Regions from separate parts of the Homo sapiens genome. Here all the other regions are linked to region 4. A link is a contact called in ENCODE Hi-C or POLR2A ChIA-PET data. All regions are on one chromosome and are shown on one strand. Each heading gives the region's core, a stretch centred on a gene start or an enhancer-like site at or near the end of the contact. The rest is flanking DNA. Distances are from core to core; before and after follow the strand shown. Region 1 has its middle 33 kb from the start of FBLN1. Region 2 overlaps FBLN1 (fibulin 1). Region 3 has its middle 17 kb from the start of PRR5. Region 4 holds the start of NUP50-DT (NUP50 divergent transcript).

Evidence for each region. A loop is a pair of places that touch in the nucleus more often than their neighbours do. ChIA-PET counts read pairs that join two places held with the same protein, here RNA polymerase II (POLR2A). Pooled maps may share reads with other maps.
Region 1: POLR2A ChIA-PET joins it to region 4 with 10 read pairs in MCF 10A. The contact joins the enhancer-like site here to the promoter of NUP50-DT in region 4. POLR2A ChIA-PET finds 5 or more read pairs at or near these places in 3 of 52 experiments (BJ, HEK293 and MCF 10A).
Region 2: a loop to region 4 is called in a map of ascending aorta, with 2.8 times the contacts of the local background. The contact joins the enhancer-like site here to the promoter of NUP50-DT in region 4. A Hi-C loop is called at or near these places in 3 of 168 maps with a recorded cell type or tissue (CD8-positive, alpha-beta T cell, ascending aorta and chondrocyte) and 9 of 50 pooled maps.
Region 3: a pooled map shows a loop between it and region 4 (10-fold over the local background). The contact joins the enhancer-like site here to the promoter of NUP50-DT in region 4. A Hi-C loop is called at or near these places in 8 of 50 pooled maps. POLR2A ChIA-PET finds 5 or more read pairs at or near these places in 2 of 52 experiments (MCF 10A and activated T-cell).

Annotation. Positions count from the first base shown.
Region 1 is chr22:45,468,454-45,471,208 of GRCh38, forward strand. No RefSeq gene overlaps it. Among named protein-coding and RNA genes, the nearest start is that of FBLN1, 33 kb to the right of the region's middle. Within about 2 kb of position 1,443, at least 8 of the 41 ENCODE cell types and tissues checked have a DNase peak (open chromatin) inside an H3K27ac peak, as active enhancers do.
Region 2 is chr22:45,552,486-45,555,236 of GRCh38, forward strand. All of the region lies in intron 14 of FBLN1 (fibulin 1), which reads left to right. Among named protein-coding and RNA genes, the nearest start is that of FBLN1, 51 kb to the left of the region's middle. RefSeq lists an enhancer at 1,362-1,471. Within about 2 kb of position 1,351, at least 28 of the 41 ENCODE cell types and tissues checked have a DNase peak (open chromatin) inside an H3K27ac peak, as active enhancers do; they include ascending aorta, where a contact is called at or near this core.
Region 3 is chr22:44,683,655-44,686,354 of GRCh38, forward strand. It overlaps a transcript of PRR5 not described here. Among named protein-coding and RNA genes, the nearest start is that of PRR5, 17 kb to the right of the region's middle. RefSeq lists enhancers at 457-996, 1,973-2,292, 2,173-2,673. Within about 2 kb of position 1,282, at least 9 of the 41 ENCODE cell types and tissues checked have a DNase peak (open chromatin) inside an H3K27ac peak, as active enhancers do.
Region 4 is chr22:45,162,294-45,165,203 of GRCh38, forward strand. It overlaps NUP50-DT (NUP50 divergent transcript), which reads right to left and starts at 1,488. Exons shown (of 3, transcript NR_038956.1): 1 at 1,284-1,488. It overlaps NUP50 (nucleoporin 50), which reads left to right and starts at 1,632. Exons shown (of 8, transcript NM_007172.4): 1 at 1,632-2,003. RefSeq lists silencers at 1,144-1,193, 1,964-2,193, 2,224-2,403 and an enhancer at 1,561-2,083.

The DNA.
Region 1 (2,755 bases), core at 193-2,692, 310 kb after region 4:
GACTAAATTGTGTATTCAGTGGAAGACTGGTCAAGGACTCAAAAGAATGCAACCTTTTGTCTCTTGTCTACCTTTAACCTGGAAGCCCCCACTTCGAGTTGTCCCACCTTACAGGACCGAACCAATGTACATCATACGCAGGAAGCTCAGAAAGCTTAAAATAATGGCAGAAGGTGAAGGGGAGCAGGCACGTCACATGGCAAAAGCAGAAAGGTGAGAGAGAAAGAGAGAGAGAAGAAGGGGAGGTGCCACACACTTTTAAATGACCAGATGTTGTATAAACTCGGGGTTAGAACTCACTTATCAGCAAGGGGATAGCCCAAGCCATTCATGAGAAATTGGCCGCCATGATCCAAACACCTCCCACCAGGCCCCACCTCCAACATTGGGGATTACAATTCAACATGAGATACGGGTGGGGACAAATATCCCAACTGTATCAGCAAGGATATTTCTATATTTTGGAAATCTTTCCATTCGAAATTGACAAAACGAACAAAGGCTTGTCACTGGAAGTGGTAAGCTTCAGTATTGCGGGGGGGGTTGGGGAGGGCAATTGCTCACGGGGAACTGGCATTTTCCAGATTCGTTCCAACTCACTTGATCAATGAGTCATTACTGTGTGGTGTTTTTAAAAAGCAGTTGAAATATTCTATTGCTGCAGCAGAGAAGGATCCAGGCAGCCCAGCTCCAGGTTTTGAGTCTCGGTGGTGACTTCAGCGTTTAGAAACAATTGTTTTTGGTTCAGTTCTAAAGCATTATGAATTCTGTTTAACTATGAACAAATTTTTACTTGACCCTCTAAAGTAGATCTCCTATCTTTATGATCTGTTTCATTTTCCATTAAAGTTTTAAAAACATATTTCAAATATCCCCTGGCATCAAAATGAAGTTATAAGACCTCAGAATCACCAACAAACGCTCTCTTTCTAGAATGCGAATGTGTGGGGAAGTTTTATTAAAGTGATTTTCATGTGCAAAAAGAGATTAGGCACGAATAAAGCCTGCCATAAAAAGCACACACGTTCTCTGGGGAATGTCTCAGTTTTGATTTCAGGGTTCAGTCTCGGTGAGATAATGATAGTCTTTAACATATGCATATTTCTTTTCTTTTTTAGTTTGGGCTTGTTTTTTGTTTGTTTGGCCTATGTCCCCATTGTGACTCTAACTTGCCAAAACTTAAACCTGAAAAACTGGCATTAGAAATTAGGCATAACATTACGAAATTACACATACCTCCAAATTTTTTCATGCCTTTTGGATAGTCTCAATTCCAATGTTGTTTTATGCCAATAATGAACATGTGCTGAGATGCAGTGCGGGTTGTTAAAAGTGCTTGCCAAACATACTTCTAAAGCTAACCCCGTTAGGGGAAGAAAAAAAACATCACATTACAGCACATTGGCTCAAAAGCAATGTACCCAAAGGTTGGCCCTCAAATGTTTCTCATTAAGAATCTTCCCTCCCCAAGGGCAGGCCTGGACTTGTTTGTTCCTTAATTTTCAGCCTTTAGCTCAGTGCCCAGCAGTGTGAGGTGGTTAATTGCTGCCAACCAGACAGGTTATTTGAAAATATTTGCCTTTAAGAGGTGTGTTAAATGAACAGTCCCCAGAAGTAAGATCCACGCCTCAGGGCAAAGGATGTTGTACTGCTTTTCACTTCCAAAGTGGACTTTCAAACTGAGATGTCGCTCTGAAATCCAAGAAGCTGCTTGGCCTGGAGGGAAAGGTTTCTGAGAGGGGCAGAAGAGAGTGCTGGCACCGCTGTGTTCCTGGGTAGGGCTGTGCCATGCCATGCTCCACACTCTCCTTTATTTTTATTTTTTTATTTCTTTTTGTTTGAGATGGAGTCTTGCTCTGTCACCCAGGGTGGAGTGCAATGTCACGATCTCGGCTCACTGCAACCTCTGCCTCCTGGGTTCAAGCAATTCTCCTGCCTCAGCCTCCTGAGTAGCTGGAATTACACGCACTCACCCCCACGCCTGGCTAATTTTTGTATTTTTAGTAGAGATGGGTTTTTACCATGTTGGCCAGGCTGGTCTCAAATTCCTGACCTTAAGTGATCTGCCCCCCTCAGCCTCCCAAAGTGCAGGGATTAAAGGCATGAGCTATCACGCCCGGCCCACACTCCTCCTTTAGGATAGTAGGGCCTGCACCCGGGTGGGGTGAGGGCTGGTGCAGACAGGACCCACTGGTGGCTTCTATCTGGAATAAGCTTCTTTTTTTTTTCTTTTTTTAAATTTTTTAATTTTTTTTATTATTATTATACTTCAAGTTTTAGGGTACATGTGCACAATGTGCAGGTTAGTTACATATGTATACATGTGCCATGCTGGTGTGCTGCACCCATTAACTCGTCATTTAGCATTAGGTATATCTCCTAATGCTATCCCTCCCCCCTCCCCCCTCCCCGCTGGAATAAGCTTCTTCATCCCTAAGTCATTCTCACTTGTTCTTCAAAACTCTGGTGAGAAGCTCCCACTCTGCGGAGACTACTTTGAGGCCCAGTCTGGGTTACCTGTCTCCTCTCCTGCGCTCTCCGGGTCCTCCCCGTGTCTGCCTGTCACAAGCTAAGCCCAAGGTATTGCCATCCTGTTTCCCTCCTGGCCTGTCAGCTCCTTTGGGAGGGGACCACGTGTGGCGCATCTTTGTGTCTCTGTGACCAGCAAAGGATGCTCCTACGTTCCCCACTAGCCCCCCCTCTGCCCACCCCAATTCATCAACGTTCTTTTGAAGGTGCTTTGTCCTCGCCCGCC
Region 2 (2,751 bases), core at 101-2,600, 390 kb after region 4:
TTACAGCCCCTTTTCCTGCTCATCAAAAATCGAAGCTGCTTAACACGTTTTTTCATCTAAGCTTCAGAAAGCAATTTTTAAAATCTAAAAGAGCCATATTTAGGAGGGACCCATGGCCGGCGCTTCTGTGGTTAACAACTCAGCAAGAGCGCCTCCTTCGGGAGCCTTGACAGACAGGACTGCAGAGTCCGCTGCTGTGCCTTTCTCTCTCTCTCCACTCAGACGGCTTCCATCTGGGGAACATCCCGGCGGCCGAGGGCTGGTAACTGGAGCATGACCCAGGAAGCTGGGCCGCAAACCACAGGGCTCGGCCTTGTGGACAGGACCAGGCTGTTACAGTCCTGCCCACACAATTCCCTTCTGCCCGCAGGAGGAAGTGTGCAAAGCTGTCCCACAGCCTTCATGGGGCCGGACACATCCTCTTTATCCCCTCAGTGGGGCCGGCGCCTGATGACCTGTGGTCTAGAAAGCTGGAGCAAAGCCGGGTGGCCTTGGTTGCCGCTTCCCGGGGATGGGACACGAGTGAACAGCTGTGGGCCTGAGGGTGTAACACGGTGGACGGTGGCAGAGATAGAGCCGTCGATGGCCCCCCTGCCTTGGCCAGTTCCTGGGGCTTGTCTCCCGGACGACGAGCGTGTGAAAGTCAGGAAAATGCCGGCAGGGATATCCACAAGCACCTGGGGTGGCCAGAACTGCCGTGCCTCCCAGGAGAAGGAGGGGGCCTAGAGGGCCTTTTTTCTCTGGTGTGTGGTGGCTTAGGATCATTTCCATAGAGCTTGAGGTGTTAGGGTCAAATGTGTTGAACTGGCAAGTTGGAGCACATTGTCCTCTAACGCATGACATGGCCCAGGATGGGTGGCCTGCTGAGGGGACATGTCTGGAAACCAGGGCCTGCGTGGCAGGGGGGGACGGGGCGGGCTCGCCTATGCCCTGCTCTGTAATACATTCAGTGATGACAACCCGTCCCTGACCTAGACACACTGGCTAAAAGGGATTTTTGGGCCGTTCCCAGTCTGACAGGCAGTTTGCCAGACAGTTATGTTTCTGGTGTTTTAAAAAGTTTGAGTAGAGCGAAGTACGATCATTGAAGCCAGGACTTACCAGGAAAATCAAGGACATGTTTATTTTTGTGCATTAGTCATTTGCAAAGCACATAGCGGGTGCCCCAGGCCCTGCTCTTTGTCCAGAAGGAGCCAGCCCAGAAACTCCTAGTGTAGAGAAGGTTTTGGGGTGCTCTGAGGAATGACTGTGTGGGGTCGGAGGGGGAGCCTCCAGGGGAGGAGTGACCAGTCGCTGTGTGTGATGACGGCGGGAGCTGCACCAGAACACCACGCACACCTCCCATTGCTTTCCTCCGCTTCCCTCTGGCAAAACAAATTCCATCCCTGGTTAGTACCCGCCATGCTGAGAGAAGCGGGAAGCCGAAATCCCACCAGGGCGACTCTAGCGCCACCTGCTGACCAGCCCCATCCAGGCTGGTCCTGAAGTTGCTGGTGTGTGTGCGTGTGCGCGTGCTTGTGTGTGTGCATACATTGTGTGTGTAAAAGCTTTGAAGTAAGACAGGCCGACTTTGAAAGCCAAGCTTGCCCCTTACGACACACCACGGAGCTATCAGCAAGTTCTGCATCCTCAATGGGCGTCTGTCTTCCAGCCAGTAGAGCGGGAGGACGATGGGAGACAGTGGAGGGAGCGAGTGGAAGGAAAGTCTGCTGCTTGCAGCCTGCTCCCTGCACCCGGAAGCGCAGTTCACCTGCACCCGGAAGCACAGCTCATGGGTCCCATGCTCCTCCCCCAGTTCACGGACGCTTTGGTCATAGCTCCTCAGAGGCCCCCCTGGGGGAGAGCTCTCAGATCGCCTGGAGCACTCCCGTTTGGCCTGGACCTGGGCATCTCTGGGGCAGGCCACCGCCAGCAGCACCCGTGCCCACCTTCTTTCCTGCCTCTGTTTTGGGCCCCTCCCAGGCAGGACTCCCCCGTTCAGTGCCCCTGACTCCCAGGCCAGTCCTTTCTAAGAGCTTGGAATGATCACTAGCCAAGTAAATGCAAGGCCTCCTGTCAGTCCTGACAAACCTGGAAAGAGGAGGTAAAAGGAGACCCCAGTCTCGATAAATGCCTCAAGCAAGTCCAAGTAACCCAGCACGAGACATGGAAACTTAAAAAGCCAAAAGGGAGATGTGATAGAAGGCCAGGACGAGAGGATGCTCCTGACCTCAGAATCCAGACACAGCCCAGATGGCAGGGCTTCCTGGAGCACCTGGGCCAGGTCCTCTGGGGCTCCGCACCTGGGCCCTGCTTCCTCAGGCAGCCACCTTCAGAGTATGATGGGCCAGGAGTTCAGTACACAGGAGACGACCCCTGTCCCATCTTGTGACAAGAAATTAGAACTTGTTACTATCCTGTAGCGGAAGATAATACCGATCTCCATCCTGTCACAGGAGGTTAGAATCTGTAACAGGAAGTTGGAATCTGTGCTCATCCTATACAGGAAGTTAGGACCCGTCCCCGTCTCCACCACAGGAAGTTAGGACCCGTCCCCGTCTCCACCGCAGGAGGTTAGGACCCGTCCCCGTCTCCACCGCAGGAGGTTAGGACCCGTCCCCGTCTCCACCGCAGGAGGTTGGGACCCGTCCCCGTCTCCACCCCAGGAGGTTGGGACCCGTCCGTGTCTCCACCGCAGGAGGTTGGGACCCGTCTCTGTCTCCACCACAAGAAGTTTGGACCTGTATTAGGGTTCTCTAGAGGGACAGAACT
Region 3 (2,700 bases), core at 32-2,531, 480 kb before region 4:
TCATAGACCCTTGGGGACCTCTGAATCAGGTCCTCTGATTGGCCTCAGATCCAGTCCCTCTGGGGTCCCAAGCCCTGGCTGCAGAGTCACCCCCTCTCTCCTCCCCATGGCTCATTAGCTACATCCTAAGCCTCAGTCTCCCCATCAGTAAGATGAGAAGCCTACTCGCGAGCCACCCGGGGAATGGAAGCAGCTTCCACGGATGAACAACTGTGTCCACCCCTGTCATCCTTGATAGGGTTCATGGATGGCTGAAGAGGGGCCAGCCCAATCCTTTGTCAGAAGCCCTAGCCCAGGAACAGGGGCTGGGCCCCTCGCAGGGGTTGGTTTCATTGGCTTTGACTGCAGCGACAGGTAGGGTGTGTCCCCCGGACTGGGTGGGGGTGTCGAAACCAGGACTTCCAGAATTGATTGAGGGTCCAGGAGGGCCCGGGCCAGAGGGGTGGGCTGAGGAGGGGCCTGGGGCTTTTCAGTTAAACAAGCCACCTGTGGCCACCCCAGCCCCCACCCCAGTGCCCACAGAGCCTGAGCTGTGAGCCCAGTGAGGCCAGGAGCTGGAAGCCAGTCTGATCCAGCCTCGAGAGTGGTAGAAAATGTGCTGGTGATGGCCAGGCGCGGTGGCTTATACCTGTAATCCCGGCACTTTGGGAGGCCGAGGTAGGTGGATCACCTGAGGTCAGGAGTTCAAGACCAGCCTGGCCAACATGGTGAAACCCTGTCTCTACCAAAAAAAATACAAAAATTAGCTGGGCGTGGTGGCGGCAGCTGAGTAGTTCCAGCTACTCAGGAGGCTGAAGCAGGAAAATCACTTGAACCTGGGAGGTGGAGGTTGCAGTGAGCCGAGATCGCGCCATTGTACTCCAGCCTGGGCAACAGAGCGAGACTCAAAAGAAAATGTCCTGGGGATGATGGGGAAGGGGCAAAGAGCACTGGGGACCAGGGTCAGGATGCCTGAGGGTCACCTCCTACCCGCGGTCCAACTGCCTGTGCTGCCTGGTGTTGCCCAGCTTGCACCCGCCCCCAGCTCTCTGCCCAGGGCACTGTTGTGAGGTTAGGGGCAGACAGCGGGTGTGGGTGCAGAGCACAGGGCCGGGCTGATGTCAGCGTCCACAGTAGGGGAGCAGCCCCTTCCTGTCGCTCTGGTCTGTGCTCCACTTGGCCGTGCTGGGTGAGGTCATCCTTCCAGGCCCTGGTGAAATGTCATCTCTGGAGGCTCAGGCGTCCTCCCTCCTGGGGATTCTGGAGCCTCCCTTTACTGCCCTCTTGTGGCTCTCAGGGGAAGGGAAGTGGCAGCCCGGGACTCAGGGCCCGGCACGAAGTAGGCGCTCCTGGTGGCCGCTGGGGTTACTGACCGTGGGAAGCGTGTAGCTCCAGAGTCACAGCTGGGCTCTGATTTCAGCCCTTCCACTCACTCACCCTACAACCCGGGCAAGTCAGCTTTCCCTCGGAGCCTCTGGTTCCTCTTCTGAAAAATGTGGGTGGAAATTCTGGCCTGTAGGTCTGCCCCAGGTCGGAGGGTAGATGGGTACGCAGTGCCAGCACCCAGTAGGGCCTCCGTGAGTGAGCATGTGTCCTTTACCCCATGCACTGGGACAGTCCTGCTCTGCTGGTGACCCTACATATCCCACTCCTGTGCAAGGCCTCAGTCTCACCATCTGTAAAATGGACAGTGGAGACTAGAATGGACAGAGCAAGACCCCATCTCAAAACAAACAAACAAAAAACGATTTCTCCTCTGTCTGGAATAGAGCCATGTGTATTTAATCAGAAAAATGTTTTCCCTCCTCCACCCCAAATCTGTGGATGCTCCATAGAGAAGGGCCATGCTTATCCCTCAGTTTCTCCTTAAGGTGGGAGCCTTGCGCTTTCAGAGAAGCCAGTGAAAGCCACACCCCTCTCGCCAGTGAAAGCCACACCCCTCTCCCCAGTGAAAGCCACACCCTCTCCCCAGTGAAAGCCACACCCCTCTCCCCAGTGAAAGCCACAAGCTCTCCCCAGTGAAAGGCACACTCACAGCCACCGTGACTCTGCCAGGCGTGGGCTGTGGTGCCTGACACCCTCTCAGACATGCCCAGGCACATGCTGGAGTTGCTCAGAACTTCTACACAGAATCCCAAGCACCAAGGGTGGGGCTGGAATCAAAGCCGAGATACGTGATGCCCCTTCCGCCTAACTTTGTCCCCTTCTAACCCAGATAGTGCCCAGAAAGATGGTTCCACTTGCAGGCCCTGTGCCCAGGGCCCTGGCTTCCGTGGTACCATCCTTTCTCCCTGGGGGAGCACCGTGATGATGCCACACATCAGAAGTTCCCCTATTGGGGCCCGGCATGGTGGCTCACGTCTGTAATCCCAGCACTCTGGGAGGCCAAGGCAGGCAAATCCCCTGAGGTCAGGAGTGAGAGCAGGCTGGCCAACATGGTGAAACCCCGTTTCTACTAAAAGTACAAACATTAGCCAGGTGTGGTAACACACACCTGTAATCTCAGCTACTTGGAGGCTGAGGCACAAGAATCCTTGAACCCAGGAGAGAGAGGTTGCAGTGAGCTGAGATCGCACCACTGCACTCCAGCCTGGGCGACAGAGTGAGACTGTCTCAAAACAAAAAGAAAAGAAAAAGAAGTTCCCCTATTGGGCACCTGGCTTTCACAACATCTTGTTCTATTCTTGTGTTTTTGTTGTTGTTGTTGTTGTTGATTTTTTT
Region 4 (2,910 bases), core at 238-2,737:
AATTTCCTTCTCCTGGCTCAGAAGCTCCCCCACTGAGCACCTTGTGACCCCCCACCCCTGCCCACCAGAGAACAACCCCCTTTGACTGTAATTTTCCATTACCTTCCCAAATCCTATAAAACGGCCCCACCCCTATCTCCCTTCGCTGACTGTCTTTTTGGACTCAGCCCGCCTGCACCCAGGTGAAATAAACAGCCATGTTGCTCACACAAATCCTGTTTGGTGGTCTCTTCACACGGACGCGCATGAAACCTTGGTCGTGGGCCCTCGTGGTAGAGCCCATGTCCCCCAAGATTTCTTTGGCTGTGTTACCTTAGATTTGAACAAGCACTGTACCTAAGGCGGGCGCCTTCCTCCTCCCGCTTTCAGGAATGCCCTGCTCTGCCATTCTTTTGCTTTCTCACTTCTCTAATACACTTGCTTTCACTTTAGTCCGTGGACTCGCCCCGAATTCTTTCCTACGCGACATCCAAGAAGCCTCTCGCTGGGTCTGAGTGGAGACCTCTTTCTGGTAATAAACGGACTAGGGAGATTCGACTTTGAAGGTGAAAACAAAAACCACCATCCAGTTTATAAGAAGGCGCTCGAGGCCGGGAACGGTGGCTCAGGCCTGTAATCCCAGCACTTTGGGAGGCTGAGGTGGTGGGGCGGGGGGAGGGAATCACCTGAGGTCACGAGTTCGAGACCAGCCTGACCAATATGGTGAAAACCCGTCTCTACTAAAAATATAAACATTAGCCGGGCGTGGTGGCGCACGACTGTAATCCCAACTACTCGGGAGGCTGAGGCAGGAGAATCGCTTGAATCCGGGAGGCAGAGGTTGCAGTAGGCCAAGATCGTGCCACTTCACTCCAGCCTGGGCGAACAAGTTAAACTCTCCATCTCAAAAAAAAAAAAAAAAAAAGGGCGGCACTGGAAACAGCTGGGAGTGACAGGGCCAGGGATGAGGGATCGCAAGCTGCTGGTGAGAAAGGAGCTCAGAGGCTGCCTGGCCTACGGGCCAGGAGACCTCAGCGCAAAAAGCGCAGGACTCGTTCCCCTGCTCTACAGCTGAGTGCCCAGGACGGATCTCACTGGCTGAAAAAAACAGAAGAGAAGGCACCCAATGCAAAATCAAATGTCAGCGAACGAGGGGTCCTTTAACAGGCGGCCCACACGGCCCCTCCTGGCGCCGAGACCCAGCCCCTCCGGGCCACCCCGGCCAGGTACGACCAGCAGGGTCACCTGCGCGCGTCCCCCGAGACGGGGCCTCCTGATGTGAAGCGACCCCAGTGGCACCTCACACGATTCCCGAGGGTTGCGGGCGGCCTCTCCTCAGCCCTGCAGCTCCCACACGCGGACACCGCGGGCCTCGGCCATGTCCACTGACCGACCTTCCTCGCCGGAACTCCTCGCGCATCGCCGGCCCCTCAGCGGCGACTAGCGCGCGAACATCCTGGAAGACGCGTTGCCGGCCCCACGTGAGCCGACGCCCCAAAGCGCGGCTGCTGGCGCCGGCTACGAGATCAAGGTCGGCGCGTGCGCGCTTGCGCGAGACCGGCATTCTCAGCCCCGCGCCGGTTTCCAGGGAGCTGGGCGCATGCGCCGCGTAAGGGGCCCGGCCGGCGGAAGGAGGTGCTACTGCCGGAAGCGCCGGCGCGCTTGCGCAGTAGCTGAACGCGGGCGTTTCTTTCCTCCCTTTTTTTCGAATTGGTTTTGGGGGTAGATTCGAGTTACAAAATGGCCGCCCGGAGCGTGTTCGGCGCGGTTCCCCCAGCTGTCTCTGGCTGAACCGGCGCTCTCGCCTCCCTGCCGAACACAGCGTGAGGAGCCCCCCCAGGGATATGGTGTTTGAGTCTCTGGGCTTGCCGAGCACTAAGTCCTCTGAGTTCCGCAGCGCAGCACCGGAAGCGGCCGAGCGCGCTCAGCCCGGCGACCCCTGCGGGCTCCAGACCCCTGCGCCGCTGCGCCCCGGGTTTCGCCGCAACCAAGACCCAGCGAGTGCAGCGGCGGCCGCCGAGGAGGTGAGGAGCGGCGGCGGGCGCGGGAGGAGAAGAGGCTGAGGGCGGGAGCCTGGTGCTGAGAGCCCAGGGCCGGGAGGGCGGGAGCGGGCTCGGGCCTGGGAGGGGAGTGCGAGTGCAGGGCTGGGGACTGGACCCTGGGGAGGGAGGTGCGGGTTCAGCGCCGGGGGACGGGCCCCTGGGGAGGGGTGCGGGGCCGGGGGACCAGACCCTGGGGAGGGGCTTAAGGGGCTGGAGGACGGGACCCTGGGAAGTGGGGTACAGGGCTAGAGGTCGGGACTCTAGGGAGGGAGCCTGGGTCGGGCGCACGGGCCGGGCGGGGCGCGCGGTGGGGGAGCGACGGGTGGAGGGTGGGGTGGGATGACAGCGGCGACGCAGCCCCGGCTGTTTTTGAAGCGGGGCCCGGGCCCCACCGGGCTGCGGCGTCCGACTCGAGTGAGACTCTCCCCTGCGGCCCCGCCGGAGGTAGGGGGCTGGCAGGGCTGTCCTGGCGTGGTCTTCTCCGTTTCCTTCCTAGCGATTCCTCTCGAGCTTCCTCTCCCCCTGGCCGCCCCTCGTCTCTCTTCTCTTGGGCGCATTACCTCTCTGGCCTGTCTTACTGCGTTCCCGGGTTATTCATCACCCATTTGCTCGGTTCCATTAAGAACCAGCTTGGAGATTAGGTATTTCTGTCTCCTTACTTGGCCCCCTTGTTGTTTTCCTCCAACAAGGCACTTCACTATTAAGTGTAGCCAAATCTGTGTTTTCGTTTTAAGGTGATGTTGACAAGTTGAGCTTTCCAAGGGCAGAGCTACACCAGATGCCAGAGACCACATAACTATATCAGGCACAAATAATGTTTTTTTCCAGTTTACCTAGACTTTCAGTCTCCCACCACGTTGCTTCATACCTAGAAATCATGTCTAATTTG